Linked DNA regions of Homo sapiens: region 1 is linked to region 2. A link is an interaction called in ENCODE POLR2A ChIA-PET data of the cell type or tissue named here. Cell type or tissue: PC-3. All regions are shown on one strand. Each heading gives the region's core, and the rest is flanking DNA. Links, peaks and the distances in the headings are about the cores only. Region 1 overlaps CDK6 (cyclin dependent kinase 6). Region 2 overlaps FAM133B (family with sequence similarity 133 member B).

The links. ChIA-PET counts read pairs that join two places held together with the same protein. Peaks named below come from ENCODE experiments on the same cell type or tissue, not always from the same donor. Only the 100,000 strongest peaks of a DNase experiment are listed, where the experiment ranks them.
Region 1: POLR2A ChIA-PET joins it to region 2 with 5 read pairs; 3 of 35 experiments call an interaction of 5 or more read pairs at or near these places.

What each region holds. Positions count from the first base shown.
Region 1 is chr7:92,724,381-92,736,402 of GRCh38, forward strand. It overlaps CDK6 (cyclin dependent kinase 6), which reads right to left. Exons shown (of 8, transcript NM_001145306.2): 4 at 1,246-1,413. Among named protein-coding and RNA genes, the nearest start is that of CDK6-AS1, 110 kb to the right of the region's middle. RefSeq lists an enhancer at 1-55. In PC-3, for the core only: no CTCF peak of the experiment used is centred there; DNase peaks (open chromatin) are centred at 6,611 and 7,111; H3K27ac peaks cover 2,878 bases.
Region 2 is chr7:92,567,896-92,579,917 of GRCh38, forward strand. FAM133B (family with sequence similarity 133 member B) reads right to left here. Exons shown (of 11, transcript NM_152789.4): 3 at 11,422-11,500; 4 at 10,424-10,498; 5 at 10,255-10,287; 6 at 9,760-9,822; 7 at 9,208-9,300; 8 at 7,876-7,926; 9 at 1,928-2,020. Among named protein-coding and RNA genes, the nearest start is that of FAM133B, 16 kb to the right of the region's middle. In PC-3, for the core only: no CTCF peak of the experiment used is centred there; no DNase peak of the experiment used is centred there.

The sequences.
Region 1 (12,022 bases), core at 2,716-10,715, 160 kb after region 2:
AATCCTCTGCATCAAAAGTTCTGATGCCCTAGGAAAAGTCTATAATGTTTGGAAAGTAACTGGTCTTACGTGTCTAGGTGGTAGCACCCCTATTTTGACTGGGGGCAGGGGGTGGGGAACACTTTTATAAATTGGATTTTTTCCTAAGGCAAGTTATCTGTCTCAGAGAATTTCTAACTCCTCTCTTGAATTTCTACTTATCAGCTGTAGTATTACTGAAATTTAGGGAAACAATTTTTTGCTGTGCAGAATGACCAAAGATGTTGCCAATCATTACTTAACAACAGGGCCATGCTGTCCCTGATGTGAGAACCACTTTGAGGCTAAAGATGGACAATACGGATTATTTTTTTTTATTTCTTTGAATATACAAAGATATTTTCTTTTTTAAAATTCTTTTTCTTAAGACTTAATTTGCTATATATTATTTATTTAATTTACTGTACGTAAGGCATGAATTTACTGTATGCAAAACAGGTCTTTCAAAGAGAAGGGTATTAATACCTATTTCCAGGCTGCTCTTTTTGTATTTGGGGTGCAGAATTTCACAAAAATCCATCTGAGAAATAATGAACTATATGGAGAAATAGAAGCTAACCAATGTCAATAGCTATTATGGTTTTGCAGCTGAATGGCAAAAAGAAACAGGGTATCATAACTGTTATTTTTTGCCAAAACAGGGCCGTTGGGTTCGCTCTTTCTATTCAGGGTTATATGAGCCTTCACCTGGCATGGCGGTGCTCTACGTTCATGCATCATCCAAGTTCACTGTGAATTTGATTTCTTCTTTACAGCTGGCACCATAGCTTCAGATGAGTGCATTAACAAACCTGTGTAGGCACTCTGTTTCTCAAAACCATGATGCTGCAGACAGGTCAACGTTGCTCGTGCTCTTTCTTCCCTGACCTTGAGCTGTGTGTTCCCTAGGCATTGTACATACAGCTCTGAAAACAGTGGTTATGGCAGAAAGCATTTGGAAACTTGTAACTGATTCCTGTCCAGTGGCTAAGATGCAACAGGCTATTTCTGCAATGGATCCTGTCCACAACAAGCCCAGGCTGGATGTGACTGTAGCTGTAAGCAGAATGCTTTCTGCCTACCCACTGCCATATAAAAATGGGCAAAGACATTCTATCCACCAACTAGTCATGGGCAGTACTAACATTAGAGACATGGAAGAGGGACAGACTGTCATTCAAAATAGGAAAAATAAGTTTAATAAAAGGACAGCACTCTCTCACTCACCACTGAGGTTAGAGCCATCTGGAAACTATAGATGCGGGCAAGGCCGAAGTCAGCGAGTTTTATTTGTCCGCTGCTGGTCACCAGAATGTTCTGTGGTTTTAGATCGCGATGCACTACTCGGTGTGAATGAAGAAAGTCCAGACCTCGGAGAAGCTGAAACATCATATCCTAATAAAATTAAAAAAAGAAAATCAGTAAACACTCAAAACGGAAGTTGAGCATTTGCTATGCTGGACGCCGAATCCTTAGCATTTTGTGGCTGCTTGGCATGCGGCAGGCATTTGACAGGTATTGGCTGAATGAGTGAATTGTCTCCCTTCCTGCCTTTCCACTCCCACACTTTCAAGAACACTGCAAAAAATTTCACTCTCAACCTGTATTTTATTAATGAAAGGACAATTTTAAAATAGTTTTTGATGGAATAGGAAACATTCTGGAAGGATATCTGCCAAACTGGTTTCAGTGGCTCATGCTGGGGAGAGGAAGGAGGAGGTCGTGAGGGGACACTTTTTGCTTCTCTATTGTTTAATGTGCCATTTCAACAATTAAAATCCAGTGAATAATAATATTGTTATTAATGGTGATTATTATTTTATAGCACCTAGTACTAAACACTCACTATATATCAAGCACTATTCTAAGCATTGTCCACTTAGTAAATAATTTAATCCACACCACAACATTTAGGTAAATAATATCATTACACCATTTTACAGGTCAAGAAACTGATACACAGATGTAGGCTACTAATTAGCCCAAAGTCATACTAGCAAGAGAGTGCTGATTAACTGTTTGTTTTTTTTTAAACAGGATCTTGCTCTGTTGCCCAGGCTGGAGTGCAGTGCTGTGATCACGGCTCCCTGCAGACTTGACTTCCTTGGCTCAAGAGATCCTCCTGCCTCAGCCTCCCAAGTAGCTGGGACCACAGGTGCATGCCACCATGCTAGGCTAATGTTTTTAGTTTTTGCAGAGATGCGATCTCACTATGTTGCCCAGGCTGGTCTCAAACTCTTGGGCTCAAGCTATTCTCCTGCCTCAGCCTCCCAAAGTGCTGGGATTACAGGTGTGAGCCACCATGCCCAGTCTTAATCAACTGTTTTAGAATATTAACAGAGTCTTGATTTAAACTAGGGTCTGGAAAACCTCGATTCAAATCTCCAATGTATTCCTTTATCAAATCAATGAACAAATGAATACGTAAAATAAGGCAAGCCATTTAACCTCTCTAAGGCTTAGTTTCCCTGTCTGTAAAATGGGACAGTAACAAAGCCCACTTTATCATAGGATCATTGTAAAGCACTTAGCACCATAGTTAATATTCAGTAAATGGCAGCGCTTATTACTGTTATTATTAACCAGTATGGAGGAGCGGATCATTCAGGATATAAACCAATATCAGATCTTTTTCTAATTTTAGGACCAATACAAATATACACAAGATTTAATACTCAGGGACAGTGTCTGAAGGTAGGAACTAAGACATTGGCCATGATGTCATAATCCTCTGAAATGTGTGGAAATTAAGAGTGACCTACTCCCCTGACCCAAATATTATAAGAATGGTGTATACAAGGGAGGATGGAGCTGTTTTGTTAATACAAGGGTTAGAAAAATGACTGGGTACCACCATGGATTTCAGAGCTGGAAGGGGCTGTGAGGATACACTTATCATTGGCCGGACCACTGAATCCTCTCATCGAGAACAGTATATTTGGTTACTGGTTTATGGTTTTGGTTCTTCCTTTAGAGTTCGGAGTTCTGTCTTTATATTTTAGCTTGTTCAAAACCAAAGCCTTAGTTTTTCCTTTTATAAAGTGGAGAAAGTAGCGATTACTTTTCCTACTATTAAGGGGGCTAAATGAAGTAATGTATGCCAAGTGCTTGTACAGTTTCTGGCATATGGTAAGCACTTGACAAACAGTAATTATTAGGATGATTATTGCCAAGATAAGTGTCCTGATTTCTGGGGGAGACTGATTCACAAACAACTAAAAGAAAACATGACCACTGCTACAAGGTCGGTGTGAACAAAGCACTTAGAGGGGGTATGCAGTGATCTAGAATCATTTCTGAGATCCCCCTGAGTGAATATTCTGAACTGGCAGGGGTGACCTTCTAAGCTTCCCAAAACCCTGGAGAAGACTGCATTGGGGAGGAAAAGCCCTTCAAGACTTGAGAAGCACTGCAGGTCCAATAAGTTGTAATGAATAAACAGGAGTGTGAAAATGTAGCACAAAATGTTCAAGGAACATTTTGGCAAATAAGTCTTTATTGGAAACACATGCACACAACTTGTAAGCACTGAATTTTAAAAAGCATGACTAACCTAAAGTAATGTCCTGTTGGCTCATCATCTTTAGCCTCTATACAGTTAAGTGTCACTCATTTAAAACAGTATAAAGAATAAATCTGTTTGGTTCATGCTGCAGTGTTCAAACAACTTTAGCAGCCAATTAGCAGTATACAAATTTAAAAACATGCACATCGTTTTTATTTGTGTTATAACACACACTATGTTTTTCTTAATTATAAAATTGCTAAGATGTATAGATGCATGCTTAATGCAGAAACTAATAAAATGTTTTAAGAATCCAGAGAAGAAGAAAAATCACTAAAAAATTCCACTACTTGGAGAACAGAGAAAACTTCACTGTTAATATAACTTTTTTTGTGTCTTTTTAGTCTGTCTTTTAAAAATTACGTATTTTATTATATTTGGATGTATAAGTATATTTAAGTAAAAGTGGTTATTATTCTGTACACATTATTTTGTAGCTCTTTTAAAAACATGTAACAATTCATTATCAACATTTTGCCACTAATAAAATTCTGCAATATGACTTTTTTTATACAATGAGATTTTTAATGGCTGCATGGTTTTTCACCCTGGGACATGCCATAATTATTATTATTCAGTTTTAGTTGTGTTACTTTGGCACTTATACTACAGGTCTAGTTCTTGTTTGTTTAAAGGTAGAGTAGATTAAAAGGGCTTGTTAATATCATACCAAAGCATGGGTTAGGCAGTATGAATCCACATGACTGCACTAACGTTGATTCCATGTGTATGATGCCTATAGATGTAAGTTGGTTCTACATAAGAATGACCATTCTTTAGATTTTATTAGGCTACTTAAATTTTTTTTTTGTTTAGCAAATGGCTTTTCTTTTAAATCTCCAATATCTAGACACAATTGGAATTCTGAACCAATGAACACTGAGTTAACGACTTAAAAAACAAAATCTTGCCCAACATCTCATGACCTTCAGTAATTCAACCACGAGTTAGGTTGTTGGGCATTGTGAACCTGTAATAAGCATGACTGGGGAACCCCTCTCAGTCTTTAGCCAACCTTTATTGCAATACCTAATTTCAAAGGTGAAGTACATTCAGCTACGTCAGGAACTCTGGTCCCAAATAATCATAAGATATAGTCCCAATTCCAGAGGATTATATAAATAAATAAATTACAACATTAAATGAGGTAAGAAAAAAACACCTTTCCTACAGAATCACAAGAAGTGTTTTCATCAAAGACATTTCAAAGGACTCTCTACGTAAGCTTATGATCTGTTCTATCTCAGTTTATAGTATCGTGAGGCATACTCTTAAATTAGCTCAAGATTTTAATCTAAATTATTCTGTACCATATATGACTCAAATATTTCACAGTAACCCTAGTGATGCAATGCAATGAAACTACAGATACCACCAATTAAGGCTCTTTCAGTTAAACGCAGGTTTAAAAGTTTCCCTTTTTATGTTATACGGCACAGTCTGGTATAAAAAGTTTGAACATTTAGTCATACTTATGATAAACAGTCACTTGGGACCCTCACTCTATCTTTTTAAAACATGCGACTCGCAAGCATGTTTCAACAGGACACCATTGTGGAATGAAGTCTGGCTCCGAGAGATCTTAGGTGGGGCTTTATCTTGGCAATGCCCCTAAAAAGACTCTGGACCTTTCTGAATACAAGAAATCCTTGAAGTCTTGTAATTGTTTCTCTTAGGTGTTCCAGAGCTCTAATCCTCTTATTTAAAATCAAGACAAACAAGCAAACTAAAAAACGACTTCAGGCTTTTCTAATGGGAAAAGGTTGATCATGGGGCCTTCTTTTCTTTTTCTTTTCTTTTTAGAGGCAGGGTCTTGCTCTGCCACCCAGGCTGGAGTGCAGTGGTGCCATCATATCATAGCTCACTGCAACCTCTAATTCCTAGGTTCAAACAATACTCCTGAGTAGCTGGGACTACAGGTGTGTGTTACCATGCCTGGCTACTTTTTAAACTTTTTGTAGAGACAGGGTCTTGCTATGTTGCCCAGGCTGGTCTTGAATTCCTGGCCTCGAGCCATGAATCCTTCCGCCTTGGCCTCCCAAAGTGCTGCAATTACAGGTGTGAGCCACTGCACCTGGCCTGGGCCTTATTTTCTCATTACAAGAAAGTATGATTATTTCCAAAAGACACTAAAAACACCCAAGTCATATCATAAGTCACAGAATGACAACTTTAAATAGACAATTCTGGATATAGGGATATATCTTGTGATATATTCACATCCTCAAAGTTTTAGCACCAAAAATGTATAATCCTCAGTTTATTTAAAAATTAAAAACAGGACATATCCAACTTGTAGGCAAAGATAATCTATTTTTCTCCTTATACTCTGTAAACCTCAGTCTTTTCAAATTTGTTATTCAAGTTTTCACAGAACTCTCTCCATAGTGGTTTGTCTGTTTCCTATGAAGTGTGTTAGAGGAGGCCACAGACTAAAATGTATCACATATAACAAAGGTTTTTTAACACTAAACCAATAAGAACATGTTGAATTAAGGTGAGGGTTACGATTATAGCAACAGAGGGAAAGGTCACCTGAGCCTGCATATAACTTCTCTCGCATGTCTCCCCATGTACCCCTCCCCTCAGTCCTTGACAGCCACCATTCTATTTTCTGTTTCTATGAATCTGACAACTCTACATACCTCATACATGTGGAATCACACTGGATTTGTCTTTTTGTGAGTGGCTCGCCTCAGTTAACATAGTTCCTTTAAGGTTCATTCATGTTGTGGTGTGTATCATAATTTCCTTCCTCTTTAAGGTTAAATAATATTCCATTGTATGTATATATGACATTTTGTTTATCTGGTGATCCATAGATGGGCACCTCAGTAGTTTCCACTTTTTGGCTGCTGTGAATATTGCTGCTATGAACACAGGTGTAGAATGATCTCTTTGTGACTCTGCTTTCAATTTTTTTGGATATATACTCAGAAGTGGAATTGCTGGATCTATTCCCAGAATGTTTTAAAACCATGGTTCTCCCATAAAATGTGGTATATTGTTGCTACCTAAGCAATGAAATAGTGACTAACAGCATCGTGTTAAGGTCCTAAAGCGTTAGCCAAGTGGCTTGATTCACTCCTTGGAGATTCCACCCACTTTTGTCTGCATTCTGGGAGAATCTACACTGCAGGTCCCCACATCAAGCTTGCTGTATGTATACAGCTTCTACTCTATTTCAAAACCTGACAGGGTTCCCGTGTGCTTTCATTGATCAATTTGCAATGAGCAATGAACAATGAGCTTCAAAGGCTGTTTATAAACAGGTCTCCCCTACTTCTCACTGTGGTCCTCAGGAGGACCCAAAGAATGCTTCATCCAAAATCACAAAGAACAAGACAAACAAATTCTGAGAAACCAAGAGGAGGGTTCAAGAGGATTCCTTAAAACTTCCATATCACCTGGAAAGTTGTAATGGGTGAATTCAAAGCAAGCCATTAACTGGCAAGCTAAAAGAGTCACACATGAGCTTTGTTCCACAGCAAAGCATAGTCCAGCAATGCCATAGTACCCGTCTCTTTGCCACTGTGCATGATGAGTCAGGCACACATCACCTCGAGGCCCCTCAGGAGAAACAAAGGCATGGGCCCTAAATGGAAACACTGGCTTCTAATTTTTACTGCTTCTAGGCAACTGGATAAAAGTGTAATAAAGTGGCATTGCATGTAAATTTTAATAATCAAATATGTATTCTGAAATGAGAACAGAACCCACTTTTTATTCATTCCTGGAAGTGATGATAATGCTGAGAAGGTAAAGAATCAGTCTCAACTAACTGGAAATAAAAAAAAAAAAGATAATAAGTCATTTCCACCAAGCCTGAAAATGTTGGTGTTTGAGGAACAATGTAATGACTTAAATGAACAACATGAAAGAATAAATCATTACCTCATCATAATGGCTATTTTTAACCCACTGTGGAAAATCATCAGGAACTGAAACTGCAAATATGCAATGCTAAACATAATTTCTTCAGAGCAGGAGATAAAAATCAGCACTGGGTAAAGAAGTAAGAAAACATGAAGCCCAAGTTCCTAGGTTGTTGGGTAATGACCCAAGTGGCTATCATTCTATACACATTGTTTTGTGAGGCTTTTAAAAACATTTTACAATGTGCTGTGAATATTTCCCCATTTCAACACACACTTTTCTATAATGAAATTTTAGGCCAGGTGTGGTGGCCCACACCTGTAATCCTAGCACTTTGGGTGGCTGAGGTGGGAGGATCACTTGAGACCAGGAGTTTGAGACCAGCCTGGACAACACAGGGAGACCCTGTCTCTACAAAAAACAAAAAATTAGTTGGGCATGGTGGCTCATGCCTGTGGACCCAGCTACTCGGGAGGCCTAGGTGGGAAGATCACTTGAGCCTGGGAGGTTGAGGCTGCAGTGAGCCGTGATTGCACCACTGCACCCCAGCCTGGGCGACAGCTCTCAAAAACAGAAGAAGAAATTTTAATAAGCTTTCTAATGGCTGCAATTGGACAAAATACTTTCTTATCTTTCCACATTCTTCCTCTCAATTCCCTCTTTTGAGAATTTTCCCCTCACTCTGTACTTCCTTCCTCTTCAAATGAGGTAATGCTTAGAGGAGCTGGTTTTCCACAAGAGTAGAACAGATAATTATTTGTGTGATATAGAAGATACTGCTGGTTGTCAGCCATGAAGACCTGGTCCAGGCCAATGAAGGCAATCACATTTCCTTTTGCTAGGAATTGATCCAGGGATGAACATGACACCCAGTCCTGTATGGGCAAATTGGCTAGAGAGTTTCAGGAAGCATTTTCCTCCTTGATAAGAGGTGCACAGTAGAATGCTCTCTGCTGTACTTCCTCATCTCCCATTCCTCACCCACGTCTTATACTGAATGCTACCGAGCTGTAGCAACCATCTTGAAACATCATCTGTACACATAAAAGGCCAGAGTGTAAACAGGGAAAGAGTCTGGGTCTTTGATGACATCAATGAATAGCTGCATCAACTTTAGGGCTGTCTGCCTCCAGCCTTGTAGTTATGTATATAATAATGCCCTTATCTGGATCCACTTTTCATTGAGTGTTCTGTAATTTGCAGCTGAAAATTATTCTAACAAATCTAACTTAATTAAAATTATATTAACTTAAATATGTTATGAACATTATCTTTCATTTATAGCCACCATGATTCACCCCAGGGTGAGGTACAGACCCAATGGGGCCTGTACCAACATTCTTTTCCTGTTGGCAATCATCCCTTTCAGGTGGTTATCCTTTTCTCTTTGAGGTGTGTACCTCCTTCCATTAATGTTTATAATATCGCCTTTGCCATCACTATCATTTACTGTCAACTCTCTATATTCCCCAGGAACCATGGCTCATCCTGTTTACCCCACACTCAACGTCTTCCTGCAGGACTCCAACATCACTAGGATGCCCAGCTAATATTAGCTTCAGAACTTTGACTTCTTTAACCTCATCCCATTTTTGCCATCTACATAATACTCATGCAGATGGTTAGTCTCTGTTTTCTAAATGGAATGCGAATGCATACAATTTTGTAACTGTCTTTTTCACATCATGCTGTATACTGAACTCATTTGCATGTAGATCTATTGGCAATGTAGATCTACAGCTTAATTTTTAATGGTTCTATATTTTTCTATTTTTATTTATATTCTATGATTAGCAAAAGGGTTTAAGCAGTCATTAAATTACCCACCAATTTTAAATGCCACTATTTCTCATGTTCTAAATTACTTGAAGTTATTTTCTGGACTTTTGCTCTTTGTTTCTGGCTCTGTTTAGAGTACCTCTCTCCTTTAATTATTAAATATTTAGAGTAAATTTTAACATCTGCAGGGAAAGTTTTCTCTTTCCACTCTTTATAAAACATTCCTGAATATTTTTTGAAAATAAAAATATGTATTTATTTATTTTTAGAGGCTGGTCTATGTTACCCAGGTTGGCCTCAAATTCCTGGCCTCAAGTTATTTTCCCACCTCAGCCTGCCAAGTAGCTGGGACTACAGGTGTGCACCATCGTGTCTGGCATTCTTGGATATTCTTATATGTTATGATTATGAACTGACTTCAGAATCATTTTATTGAGTGCCCACACCTTCCAAAAATCCTTTTAGTATTTTCAATGATTTTTAAAAATTGATAAATTGATTTGGGGATAACAGATACCTTTACAATATTGAGTCTTTCCTTTTCTTCATTTACTCAAGTCTTGTTCTGGGCTCCTCAGTAAAGTCGTGTCTTTTTAAATACAATTCCTACACCTCTGAGGCTCCCACTATAGCGGGTCTGGTCCGCCTTCTCCTTCCTCACATATACCATTACCTAGCCTTTCCCCACTGATCTCAGTCCTCAAATCCATCTTGTACTCTCTGTCTAGACTGAACCCTTAAAAGTGTAAACCTGATCCTATCAGATAATTCTCCTGCTTCAGCCCCCTCAGCCAAAGCCCACCTAGCTCTCTGGCCCTGCCTCCTGGTACTCTGTGGATTTCTGCCATCTTTACTCATTTACTGCCCCATGGCCCCAACTCCTGGCAGGGTCCTGCTTAAATTGCTCTTCCTCTAGATTTATTGGCCTCCCACCACATTGTACTAATGGGTGTCAATAAATGCTCAATGAGTTTTCATAAAGAAGTGAGGGCCCAAACAAAACTAAAAATGACCATGAAATCTATGAAGGCCATTAGCTTAAAAAGAACTCACTGACTCCTTTTAGGAGGAATGCGATAAAACTCCAGGGGAATCAGAAAGAGCAGGTTTGGATTACGGGATAGGGACAAAAGAGGCATGGCATATAAATCAGTATTCGTACCTTTTAGCCATTAAAACATGTTCATATGTGTTGAGACTTTGGGCTCATTATTTTAGAAATATAAAACTCCCATGACTATAATGAACACTGACACACTGAACAAAAACAATGAAGGATGCTTCCTATCTTACCATCTCTTTCAGAAGCAACTTGCCCAGGGGTCAAGAGACATGGATTTCAGCACATTGTTCCACAGCTTGGGGTAGGACTAGCTTAAGTACCTTATCCTCTCCCATCTCTAAGAGAAGTATTCCACAGATCAAATCACTTTGCCTGAGTCTTCACTTGGATGCAGAATTGGACTATTGGCCAAATCCCCTAATACTACTTTAATTTCATATGATCATATCAGAGTTTCTCAAAGTACAGTCTCTTACTCCAGTGTTACTAAGTTCCGTTCAACTCAGCCACTAGTCAGTTGATTAAGCAAGTTCCACCTTCCTTCTTATCATTTTTGTAATAGTACAGATTTTTTATTTCATTTTTTACTTTTGTCAACTTTTATTTTAGAATCGGGGGTATATGTGCAGGTTTGTTATAAAGGTATATTTCATACCTTTGTATGTCTAAGGGTGTAAATGATTCCATCACCCAGGTAGTGAGCACAGTATCCAATAGGTAGTTTTTCAGCTCTTCCCCGCTCCTCTAGTAGTCCCCAGTGTCTATGAAGTCCCAATTTTTTGGAGCCTCAGGTTTTCACTTATAAAAACCAGAATAAATCCTGCCCTGCCTCTGTCATAGAACTGTGGAGAGAACCTAGACATTTGATTATTTTATATTATAGATTTGATTTGTTTTTTAAACTGCCAAGCGCTATCCAGCTAGATTGCAAATTCCTTGAGGAACAGGAATGCAATGCATCTTTATATTCTCCAAGAATCGAACAAGGCACGTTATACATAGAAATCTTTTGGTTTTACTTGATTGGATGAATCACCCAATAGTCTATAGATATGCATTAAGATGAATTATAGTGACCTTTGCTCTTGGTTTTGTGTACAGGAGTTATAGAACATTCTCACCGATTAAACTGATTCCTGAGTCTTTCTTTAGCAAAAAAGCCATAATCCTGCATTGTGGCTTATTGGTTATTCACTAAGAATTTACTGACTGCTTGCCAAGTGGAGGCATAAAAGTATTAAAAAAGTTTCTTTTGGGTACGTATAAACCTAAGTGAGTCACTTAGACATGAGATGTAAATTTCCATTTTTGAAGGCAGTATGATTTAAAAGAAAGAGCACTGGGTTTTGAGCTAAAAGCTTTGGATCCAAATTTGTACTTGCAAGTTAGATAATCTAAGACAAGTCACTTGCAACTTTCGTGGGCCTTGCTTTTCACATCTATTTTTGAGAAAATGACCCCACAAAAAGATTTAAACAAGATATATTATAGATTATGTAATATATATTTATATATGATTATGTGTATTATGGTTATATATATGACATAGGATATTATGCTTAAGCACTTTATTTATTGTAAAGTTCATACACATAATAAATTGCTACCACTTATTCAAAAGAACTATGAAGTCCCTACTATGTGTAAGGCATTGTGTCAGGTGATGCTACACGGAAGCACCTGAATAGAGTGTCCCAAGGAGCTCTTACTCTAGCAGGGAG
Region 2 (12,022 bases), core at 1,293-9,292:
TGGGATTGCGGGTCTGTGCCACCATGTCTGGCTAATTTTTGTATTTTTAGTAGAGACAGGGTTTTGCCATGCTGGCCAGGCTGGTCTTTAACTCCCGACCTCAGGTGATCCATCTGCCTTGGCCTCCCAAAGTGCTGGGATACAGGCGTGAACCACCACACCTGGCCCAGAAACTAAATTTTAAAAAATAAAATTTTTTTATTTTTTTAAAGAGATAGGGTTTCGCTATGTTGCCCAAGCTGGTCGTAACTCCTGGTCTGAACTGATTCTCCTGCCATAGCCTCCCAAATTGCTGAGATTACAGGTGCCACAAGAGGCTGAGCCACTGCACCAAGCCTCTTGTGCAGGATTTTAAGATATACTGTAATGCCACTGTATGGTTTTTGAAGGGCGTATGTAATATACACCTGCTACAGCCTGCATTTTGTTTTTTCTTAAGATTCTATGTCTTCTGGTGTTACAGCATTGACTGATTGATTGAGATGGAGTTTCACTCTTGTTGCCCAGGCTGGAGTGTGATGGCACAATCTTGGCTCACTGCAACCTCCGCCTCCCGGGTTCAAGTGATTCTCCTGCCTCAGCCTCCCGAGTAGCTGGGATTACAGGCACCTGCCACCACGCCTGGCTAATTTTTTTTTTTTTTTTTTTTTTTAGCAGAGATGGAGTTTCACCATGTTGGCCAGGCTGGTCTGGAACTCCTGATCTCAGGTGATCCACCCGCCTCAGCCTCCCAAAGTGCTGGGATTATAAGCACGAGCCACTGCGCCTGGCCTGGTGTTAATCACATTCAGGCATTTACACTGAAATACAATTTCATAAAATTGCACATTATCATTATTATTTTTTTAGAGATGGGGTCTTGCTATGTCACCTGGGCTAGAGTGCAGTGGCTATTCACAGGTGGGATCAGAGTGCACTGCAGCCTCAAACTCCAGGGCTCAAGCAACCTTCTTGCCTCAGCATTAGCTTTCATTTCAGGAGCAATTACAAGACATTGCTATAAAATGGGGGCAATAGGTCTTAAAGGACCAAGTGCCACTGTTGCAGACCAAGAACGATGAAATCAGAAAGGAGAGAGGCACAAACAAACAAAAATGCAAGACTCAGGGAATGGGGAGATGAGGAATATAGTAGACAGAGATAGAGCTGGGCAGGACTGATACAGGAGGAGGCTAATACGGAAACGATTAAAGAATCATGAAAACCAGCTCTTGTTGCAATCTGCTACCACCCCTTGTAAGCAAGGGTAAGATCCTCAACTCTTTTAGATTACACTATTGGGGGTTAAGTATGTTGATCGCTAAAGAAAGCTACAGTTTTAAAAATAAATGATTCTAGGGCAAACTTGGCTTAGATTTTACTGTAACACCAAGAATTATGCAAACTTTAGCCACCATTTACTCTGTCTCAGGTATGATGCAATGCCTTTCGTAATTTATCATCTCATTTAGTTCTCACAACGAAGTAATATGATATGTTTCCTGCCAACATTTCTTCTCCACTTCATCACCTTTCTACTCCCCGAAAAGTAGCTCAAAACACAGCTAAATATCAACTAAACTGAGATAGTATATGCAATGTTCTATTTTAACAATGTAAGAGAATGTTTGGTTTCAACATGCTGTATGTTACACAGCTTCTTTCATGTAACAAGAATGGTAGCACAATAAAAAGGAAATATTAGAAGACTAAAAATATCTCAGATTAGAAAGGTATGTGGAAATACAGTTAATTATAAAAAATAATAGATAATTATCTTCTGGAAAAAAGCAAAACTCATTCTGAAATGAAATAACTTTCATTTTGTTTTTTCATACTAGAAAGGTGAATAAATTAAATATGAAGTATTTCTTTTTCTAAGTCATATTTATTAAATCAATAACTAAGCATTTTAAAATAGAGAAAATGGATTTGATCATATACTTACCTCCTCAATATACTCTGATTCTGACAAGGACTCAGATGATAAAGGTTTATCTTCAGAATACATCTTTCTCTTTTTGCTGAGTCCTTTAATATCCTATGAAAAATAAATACATTTATCTTGACTCAGACATACTTTGTCACACACATTTTATGTTTCTAAGTTCTATTTAATTCTTCTAATTATTATAATTACCCATTTTTATTTTAGAATGTCTAAAAAGTGTAACATTTACCAGGATTTAAGTCTTTAATTCCACTAAAGCAATATTAAATATATTGAAAAGAAATAACTACATATCCATTTAGATGTAATATCCATCTTATTTTCTTAAATTATACAGAATAGACTTTATACAGTCATATGAAATATGCAGATAATGTAAGATTTGGTTCCTTTGTATTCTAATTCTTTTGTTTCTACCCAGGATTGGATTAGACAGGCCTAGTACTGCAGAAAAGAAAATAAATGGGTGATTATTTGCAGTGATCTAAAAGAATCTCTATGTAGTAATTCCTTTAGCGCAAAGTGTTAAATGTAAATATGTGTTTAAAAAAATCTTAACCTCTAAGTATTTTTAATGTTGAAAAAGTGAGTAACTCTGGAGAAGGAGAGGGGACTGAGATTGGGAGTAGTACTTAGGGGCTTAAATATATATTTGAAGAAATAAAAAAAAATTATGACAACACCCAAAGCAAGTGTAACAAAATGTTAAGATTTATTCGAGCTGCATAGTGGATATGCTGGTTATCATTTTATTATTTTTCATGGAACTGTTCTGTATATCTGAAGTAGTTCATAACAAAAACAAAACTACCCAATGGAAAAAATGTTCACCACCTAATCTTACATAAAAAATTCAGAATGTACAACTTTTTATATAGCGTGAGTCTAATTTTGAAGACAAACAAAAATGCAGAAAATAAACTAACAGTGATGATCTCTCTATGGGCTAGATTATAGCAGACTTCCTTTTGTTTCTGCAAACAGCATTGTTATTTTGGCCAAAATGTTAAATGTTAACTGTAAGAAAATGGACTCAAATCCCACTATCAGAAATTAAACACCATTAAGATTTTTGGAAACATCTTTCTAAGTGTATGTTTACAATATTACATAAATACCTGCTGTCTGGAACCTGCTCTTCTCACCCAATAGTATCTTTCCATGCCAACTACATCATTTATGGCTGCATTTAACATTCACTAAAATGCCAGAATTTACTTAACCCATCTCCTTCTGGAGGAAAGAAATATGGGTTCTTTGCTATTAAAAACAAAGTTGAAATAGAATGAAGTGTATGTGAGTGCAAACTCTTTAATAACGATGACTAAATCAAAGACCAACGTAGCCTTCACACAAATGATCATCTTTTTCTCCCACCATGTCCAAAACTGTCTGTCATCCATTTATGAATCACACTTTACCAAGAAGCCTCCCTCTCAGGCTCTTTATCAATCGTATCAGAGAATACAGTTTGTGTTTTCTTTTAGAATTGCCTAAACGTATATTTGCCAATTTGTCTGTGTATGTGTGGTATTCTTTTTTCCTTATTAAAGATCATTAGTTTTTTGTGTTATACATTCTTAGAAGTTTTTCTTAGTCTGTTCATTGTAGTTAAACTTTGTTCACAGTTTAATTTTTGTAATCAGTTTTTGCCATTCAGAATTTGAAATATATGGTCAAAAGTTTGAGTTTTGAGGCATAAGCCTTCCCCACCCCAGTACTGTAATAGTCACCCTTTCTCTAGTTGCATTTTCATACATTGAAATCTCTGAGCTGTCTGGGATGTATTTGGCTTTATGTAGTGGCCAGCTTTATATTTTCCAAATGATTAGTCATTTTGTTCCAAGAAATGCCATCTTTATCATATTATTACATTCCACAGATTCTCGAATTTTCACCTGGACTCTACACTGTTCCATTGTTTTGTCTATTCCTGTACTAGTACTGCACTGTGTTAATTAAAACATTCTTATAATGTTTTAATATCCAGTACGGCAAGTTATACCCAGGAACACGTTATGACTCTCCATTTATTCAATCTTCATATATGTCTCTGAATAGACTTGTATAGTTTTCTTCAAATAAGTACTGTTTACTTCTTTAAAATTTTCTTGCAGATTTTTTGGTTACTACTATAAAGAGGATATTTTCTACCACTGTATTTTCTAATTGAGTATTTTATTATCAGCACTTTCAGAATAATTTTAAATAATAAAGGGGCTAAAAACAATGATTATGTGACTTAAAATTAAAGCCTTTATATAATTATAATAGACACAAAAACAAAGTAAAGAGACGCCATGGACCAGAAAATGTTGTTTCTTTCCAACAGAAAAATGGGCAAAGACTATGAAAAGCAATGCAAAGAAAATGAAATATGAATGGCTAATAAGCAGGTTAAGAAGCTCAACCATTTGTATACATTAAATTTGCAATAATGACATCTCCCTGGGTTGACAAGTATGTGAAACAAGGGTATTTTTATACACTAGCAAGAATGCAAAATAACAAGCACTTGGGCAAGCAAAATGTTCGTAAGTTGAATGTGTATGCACATCCTAGAACTTAGAAATTACAGTCCAAAGTATCCTTTAGAAAATTAACAGTAAACTGGCTGGGCGCGGTGGCTCACACCTGTAATCCCAGCACTTTGGGAGGCTGAGGTGGGCGGATCACGTGGTCAAGAGTTCCAGAACAGCCTGACCAACATGGTGAAACCCTGTCTCTACTGAAAATACAAAAAAGTAGCTGGGCGTGGTGGCGCATGCCTGTAATCCCAGCTATTCAGGAGGCTGAGGCAGGAGAATTGCTTGAACCCGGGAAGTGGAGGTTGCAGTGAGCCAAGATTGCACCACTGCACTCCAGCCTGGGCAACAGAGCGAAACTCCATCTCGGAAAACAAAAAAACAAAAAACAGTAACTGTGGAAAAGAAGAAATGGGTAAGAAATATCCACAGCAGCACTATTTGTATTACTGAAAAATTAAAACAATCTAGATGTTCATAAAAAGGAGAACGGAGAAATAATTGTGGTGGATTAATTAGTAGAATACCATAAGCAAAAGAAACAAACTTGAAAGTATCAGTAAGGATAGATGTCAACAGTAATGCTGAATGAAAAGAAACAAGTTTCAGAAGGAAACACAATGTTACCATTTTGATAATACACAGTATTCTTCCCATTCCAGTAGGTATAACTAATTAAAAAAAAAAGAAACTCAATATTCTGTTATTTATGAACACATACTAATATAATAAAAGTATATAAATGTGGATAGGAAAGACATACACTAGTTTCAGGATCAGCTATATCAAAGGAAAAAATGATAGTTTGGGGACTTTTTTTTTTTTTTTTTTTTAGAGATGGGGGTCTTACTCTGTCATCCAAGCTGGAGTGCACTGGCATGATCATAACTCACTGTAACCTCCAATTTCTGGGCTTAAGTGATCCTCCCACTTCAGTCTCGGGAGAAACTAGGACTACCACACCTGGCTAATTTGTTTTCTTTGTGTAGAGATGGCCTCTCACTATGTTGCCCAGGCTGGTCTCGAACTCCTGGCCTTAAGTGATCCTCCTGCCTCAGCCTCCCAAAGTGTTCGGATTATAAGCATAAGCCATTGTGCCCAGTCTTTTTTCTTCTTTTTTTTTTTTAATACATAAAACAAGACTTGAAGCCAATGTAAATCATTTATTAATTCTAACTGGTAAATATATTAATATTTGTTGATTACATGTGTGTATATTACTCTGTATCTAATATTTTAAGTACTTAAAAATTGCAGTTCAGTTTTAATATTTCATGTTTCTATGTTACCAGATTTAATTTCACACATACTTTTTTTTTTTAAATATGAGGGTAACCACTTATTTTATAATCGTTCTGAAAATCAGGAATTAATGCTGAATTATATCACATCCTTCTGACAACTACTGAAATAATCATATGGTTTCTTTCCTTGATCAGTTAATATGGCAAATTATATTAAATTATCCTTGAATTCTTGGAATTGGTCATTACAGTTTCTTTTTTAAGTGTCTTTTTAAATTAAATTTTATTTTTTTTTAAATTTAGATGCAGGGTCTCACTCTCTCTCCCAGGATAAAGTGTAGTGGCATGACCTTGTGGGCTCAGTCTCCCAAGTAGCTAGGACTACAGGCATATGCCATCACGCCTGGTTAGTTTTTAAAATTAATTAAAAAAAATTTAAAATTAATTTTTATTTGCAAATTGTTATGTAAACCACTCCTAGGCATATACCCAAGAGAAATGAAAACATGCATCCATACAAAAACTTGTGTTTATAAATGTCCATAGCATCATTACAATAGCCAAATGGTAGAAACAAAACCAAATGTCCATCAACAAATGAATGGATGGCGAAATCCGCCACACACACACACGGAATATTACTTAGCCATACAAAAAACCAAAGTACTGATACATGCTACAACTTGGATGAAATTTGAAAATACTATGCCAGCTGAAAGACACAAAAGGTCGCATATTGTATGACTGCTTTTATATGATAAATCCAGAATAGGCAAATCCATAGTCAGAATACCCATTAGAGGTTACTAGAGAATGAGGGAGTGGTGGTGATTATTTAATGGATATGGAGTGTTTTTATGGGCTGATGAAAGTTTTGAAACGAGAGTGAGATGGTGGTTGCACAACACTGTAAATACATTAATACTGAATTTTAGCTTTAAAATATGGTATATACCATTGTGTACCATGGTATATTAAATGAAACTGAAACTGAATTTCAGTTTCATTTTCTATCATTAAAAAAATATGGGCCGGGCGCGGTGGCTCACGCCTGTAATCCCAGCACTTTGGGAGGCCGAGGCGGGTGGATCATGAGGTCAGGAGATCGAGACCATCCTGGCTAACAAGGTGAAACCCCGTCTCTACTAAAAATACAAAAAATTAGCCGGGCGCGGTGGCGGGCGCCTGTAGTCCCAGCTACTCGGGAGGCTGAGGCAGGAGAATGGCATGAACCCGGGAAGCGGAGCTTGCAGTGAGCCGAGATTGCGCCACTGCAGTCCGCAGTCCGGCCTGGGCGACAGAGCGAGACTCCGTCTCAAAAAAAAAAAAAAAATATGTAAATTCTGAGTAAAAACTAGTGACACTGGTCTGTAGTTTTATTACTGCCCTCTTTAGGTTTTTATTTTTAATAACCAGAATAACAATTTTAAATGTAAACCAGAAATTAAGGTAGGCATAAATTCTGCTTTAACTATATAGGTAAGTTATAAATGAAGGTAAAACATTTATTTACAATAGTAAGAAGATTTTTCAATATTTATCTATGGTATATTCAATTTGAAAGAGAAATTAATGTTCTTTAATTGGAAGGGCCTTCTTCAAAATGGTTTAAGAAATCAAAGGAAATAGGCTGGGCACGGAGAGGCCGAGGCAGGCGCATCACCTGAGGTCAGGGTTTTGAAAGCAGCCTGGCCAACATGGCGAAACCGTCTCTACTAAAAATACAAAAATCAGCTGGGCGTGGTGACACACACCTGTAGTCCCAGCTACAGGGAGGCTGAGGCAGGAAAATCGCTTGAACCCAGGAGATAGAGGTTGCAGTGAGCTGAAACGGCACCACTGTACTCCAGCCTGGGTGACAAAGCGAGACTCCATCTCAAAAGAAAAAGAAAAAAAGAAATCAAAGGAAATGTTTAATCTGCTAATCTGCATTATTTTGTATTTTTAATCTGAGATAATCCATTAATCTATATAAATTCAAACTCTTGGCCTAGAATACTCTTTTGATCCTTTATCTTCAATAATGAATCCAAATTAAAAATTGCTTTAAATTGAAACAAAATATTACAAAAACAAAATAAATATATCTCTTAAAAAGAGATACACATTATTGTTATTTAAGTCAATTAAGTATTATATGACAGACTATCTTAAGGCAATGTAAAAGTATAGTTACCTTTTCTTTCTCAGTTCCATCTTTTGACTTCTTTTTCTTTTTTAAACTATCCTAAACAAAGAAATATATGTATCAATTTTAAATGCCAAGGACACAGCATTACAGAACAAGGACAAAAACACCCAAAAAGTGATTTGCTCTATGACTGAAAAAAGGCTACTCCAATCCCAGTATATTATTCCGAAAATTTAAGAGAAATATAAGTTATGTATACATTTGCTTGTAAGCAAACAGGCTTCTTTATCTGGCTGTATACCAAATTTACTCTTAAAATGATAAGTACTGTCTGTAATACCCACACAGCTTATTTTAAAATAGGACTTCGTGTCATTGCCTGTGTTTGCTTATGGTGGTCACATGTACTGGAGTTGTATTCTAATTTGAGGAGGCAACAATTTCTGCTTTTGAATCCTTTGAGTTCTAGCTATTAATCTTCCTAAGCCTAGTTTCCTTATCCACTTTATCCATAAAGCGGATTACCAAATTACTTCCTGAAGTTGTTGAGATTCAATGAGTTAATAAATTAAGTGCTTAGAATTGTGCCTAACAGATAGTAGGCACTCAATAAATGTTAGCTATCATTATCATGAGACTAGCTCTTCTGCTTTAAAAGACAAAGAGAAAACCAACATTTACTGAGTACTTTCTAGATGCTAGGTATTTTGCCAGAAGATCTCTCACGGGGGCAGGCAGCTATCTGTTATAAATGCAGACAGCTGCTTTGGTTTCCTGAGACTCTAGTACAGTGTTTGTCAAATTGTGGTCCATAAACACCCCAGTATCAGAATCACACAGGGCATCTGTTAAAGACGTAGGTTTCCAAGCCTAATCAGATACTAAAACAGACTCTGGAGGTAGGGCTCAGGAATCAACACTTTTTTCCGAGAACTTCTTAACTTTTTTCTGACCAGTAATGTTTGAAAGCCAACTGTGTGTCTGACAATCCTGGTTAGTACAGAACAAATTTAGGTACGGTATAGTAGAAAGGACATTGGACCAGATTTTAGAAGATAAAGACTCAACTTTTAATTCTAATTCCAGCTGTATCATTTTAAGCCAATGCTTTTTATCTGAACTCTAACTTCTTTATGAAAACAGGGACAATAATGTCAGTTGCCATGGAAATGTGGAGACATGGAGATATATATATATGAAAGCACTTGAATTATTAAATGTCACATGCAAGATATTATCAAGTATATCAATTAAGTGGCATAGAACATCAAAGTACAAATATCAGACTATCTTATTTTTAAATTGAGAGCAACTTTAGGCAGAAAAACTTAATTAAATGTCTTTGTATCCAATATATTAATAATTTAAATAATTTACCTTACTGTCTGATTCAGTTTCTGACATGGAGCTTTCAGAAGATTTATGTGAACGGTTCTTCTTTTTCTTTCTCCGTTTTCCTTGTTTCTTATCCTACATAAAATATTTTTAGAAACATTTGCTTTCTGTCTCAAAAATCTAATTTACACATTTATTAATATAAAACTTTTATCAGTGAACAAAATTTCACAAAAGGATCAGTTTCTATATTTTTTTCTTAATACTTAATACATCACTTTCCTGTTATAAAGATCAAGTGATTTGAATCACATGTAATGCCTAGCATCTAGTCAAATAGCATTTGATTTTTCAAATATTTTCTTCTACTGATATTTTTAGGTCAACAAAACAAATTTTAAAATCTAAAAAATATATTATATACCAATATTTAAGTTCCTAGTTACCACTCACTCATGTTAGTCCTCTAAGTTATGGATAATTAATCAAAACCTGGAAGTCAACATTTCTAACAGATATTTCACAATGGGTTTCCACTTGACATTAAAGAAATTAAGAGATATTATTTCATGAACCATTATAAGCAAACCTTACCTCATCTTCAGAATCAGAAGAACTGCTGGAAGAATCAGAGCTTGATGAAGAAGAAGATGAATACTTGACCAAGCACAAAACAATTAAAGCTTGTGAGATGCGAGAATGTTTTTCTTTTACAAAGTCTCTCAAATACTTAGTGAAATCAATCTAGTGTCTGAGAAACAGATGCCATATTCATAAGTCATAAATATGAAAATATAAAATGTCACACTTGTTCCCTGTACAAAAGCTCAACAAGTTAACATATGTGGCCATGGTCACCAATCTTTCTCTTTAAATAGCAACAGAAAATGTACTACGTTATAAGGTGGTTGGCACCGTTTTTTATGTCAGTGATAGAACAAAATCACTCTTCACAATCAAAGAACCTCTAAGTTCCTTGACTCATCTGGAGTTTAAGCTACCTTTAGCATACAGGTTAAACAAATTATTCTTACTTTTTTTGTTGGCTCTTAATTGTAACGTTTAGAAAAATGGAAAATTTTTGCTCACCCTACCAGATTTCTTCTTTTCTTTTTTCTTTCTCTAAATGGAAACAAAAGTACAAGTCTAAATAAGCTGATGTGAGTTTGCAAATGCATCTATTAACAGTAGTATACAGCATTATTATGAAAATCCAACTATGAGATTAAGAATAGCAATAAACTAAAAGTGGTATTACCTGTCTTTTTTTGGATGAGCTCTCACTTCCACTTAACAATTTCTCCCTGTGTTTTTCCAGTTCTTTCTTCCAGTTCTGCAAAAAGGTTATGAACACCATCAGAGACTATCTAACCTTTCCAATACACCTAATATACAGAGACAGCCACTGCTTCCTTCCCTCCATCCTCTTAATACCTCTCACCCATTTCAGCTTCTAATTACAGTCAAAAGAAACACAGGTGCCAATCCTTGACCCTATCACCAAAGGACCCTCTACTAGCTCTTTTCAAAGAGCATATTAAGGGATAGGGGTTCTGTATTATTGAGCAGCAGGCATTATTACTGAAGCTGAGGTCTCTTTTCAACAAAGATGGCTAGATTCTCCGTCTAGGCTGTAAAAGTTGAATTAATCATTACTGTGATTGATATGTTATATACATGTTTGTAATCAAAACAAGCAAACAGGCTGGGTATAATGGCTCACACCTGTAATCACAGTACTTTGGGAGGCTAAGGTGGGAAGATCGCTTGAGCTCAGAAGTTGGAGACCAGCCTGGGCAACATAGTGAGAACCTGTCTCTACTAAAGATAAAAAAAAAATTAGCTGGGCATAGTGGCCTGCAACTGTGGTCCCAGCTGCTCAGGAGGCTGAAGTAGGAGGACTGCTCAACCCTAACTTGGAATCCAAGTTATCTAAGTCTTAGATGACTTACATTACAAGATGATTCTTCTTCATTTTTTAAAGCATGCACGTAAATACAAACTTGTATTCACCATAACAATAACACTTCTAAAATACAGAACCTCTTTAACTGAGAGAGCTATGCCCAAATACTTAAGGTATTTTCTTTTTTTTAATGGAGACAAGGGCGGCGGGGGGGGGCCTTACTTTGTTGCCCAGGCTGGTCATGAACTCCTGGCCTCCCGTTTCGGCCTCCCAAAGTGCTGGAATTATAGGTATGAGCCACCATAACTGGCCAAATTAGTCTATTTTTTTAACAGGTACTTTTTACAAACCTCATTCATTTTTTCTTCAAATTCAGCCAAAGCCTTGGAGCCTTTCTTTTTCTTTTCTAGTTGCTCTTTTACTTCTTCCCTTAAAAAATAGAATGTACAAACAAAATTTCAAGCAATTCAAATTAGATAAATGCTTACAAATAAGACAACAAAATTTCATAAACTCTTCTAAATATTCTAATAGACTTCTATTCAATGTTGGTAACATTTCAATTTCTTTGTTCACGTTTATAAAAATAAATTACCATAATAAAGCTAAATAAATAACACTAATCACTCCTTTTCTAAATATGGATTATAAGAGCTAATACACCAAACATCTAAGCACTTACAACAGGCACTATTTAAAATACATTTTCATTTAATCCTCACAACGACCCTCTGAGAAAAGGTATGGATCCCCATTTTATAGATAAAGAAACTGAAGCTTGGAGAAGGTAAGAAATCCACCTAAGGTCATAAACCTGGTAGTTTTCAGTGTTAGGATGCCCTGAAATCTATCTGACTGAACTACTACATTCCATATATGACCCATTTAATAAGGTACCTAACATGCTGTGCAGAGAAGAGTTAATACAGCTCGCCTGACTGCTTAATCTTG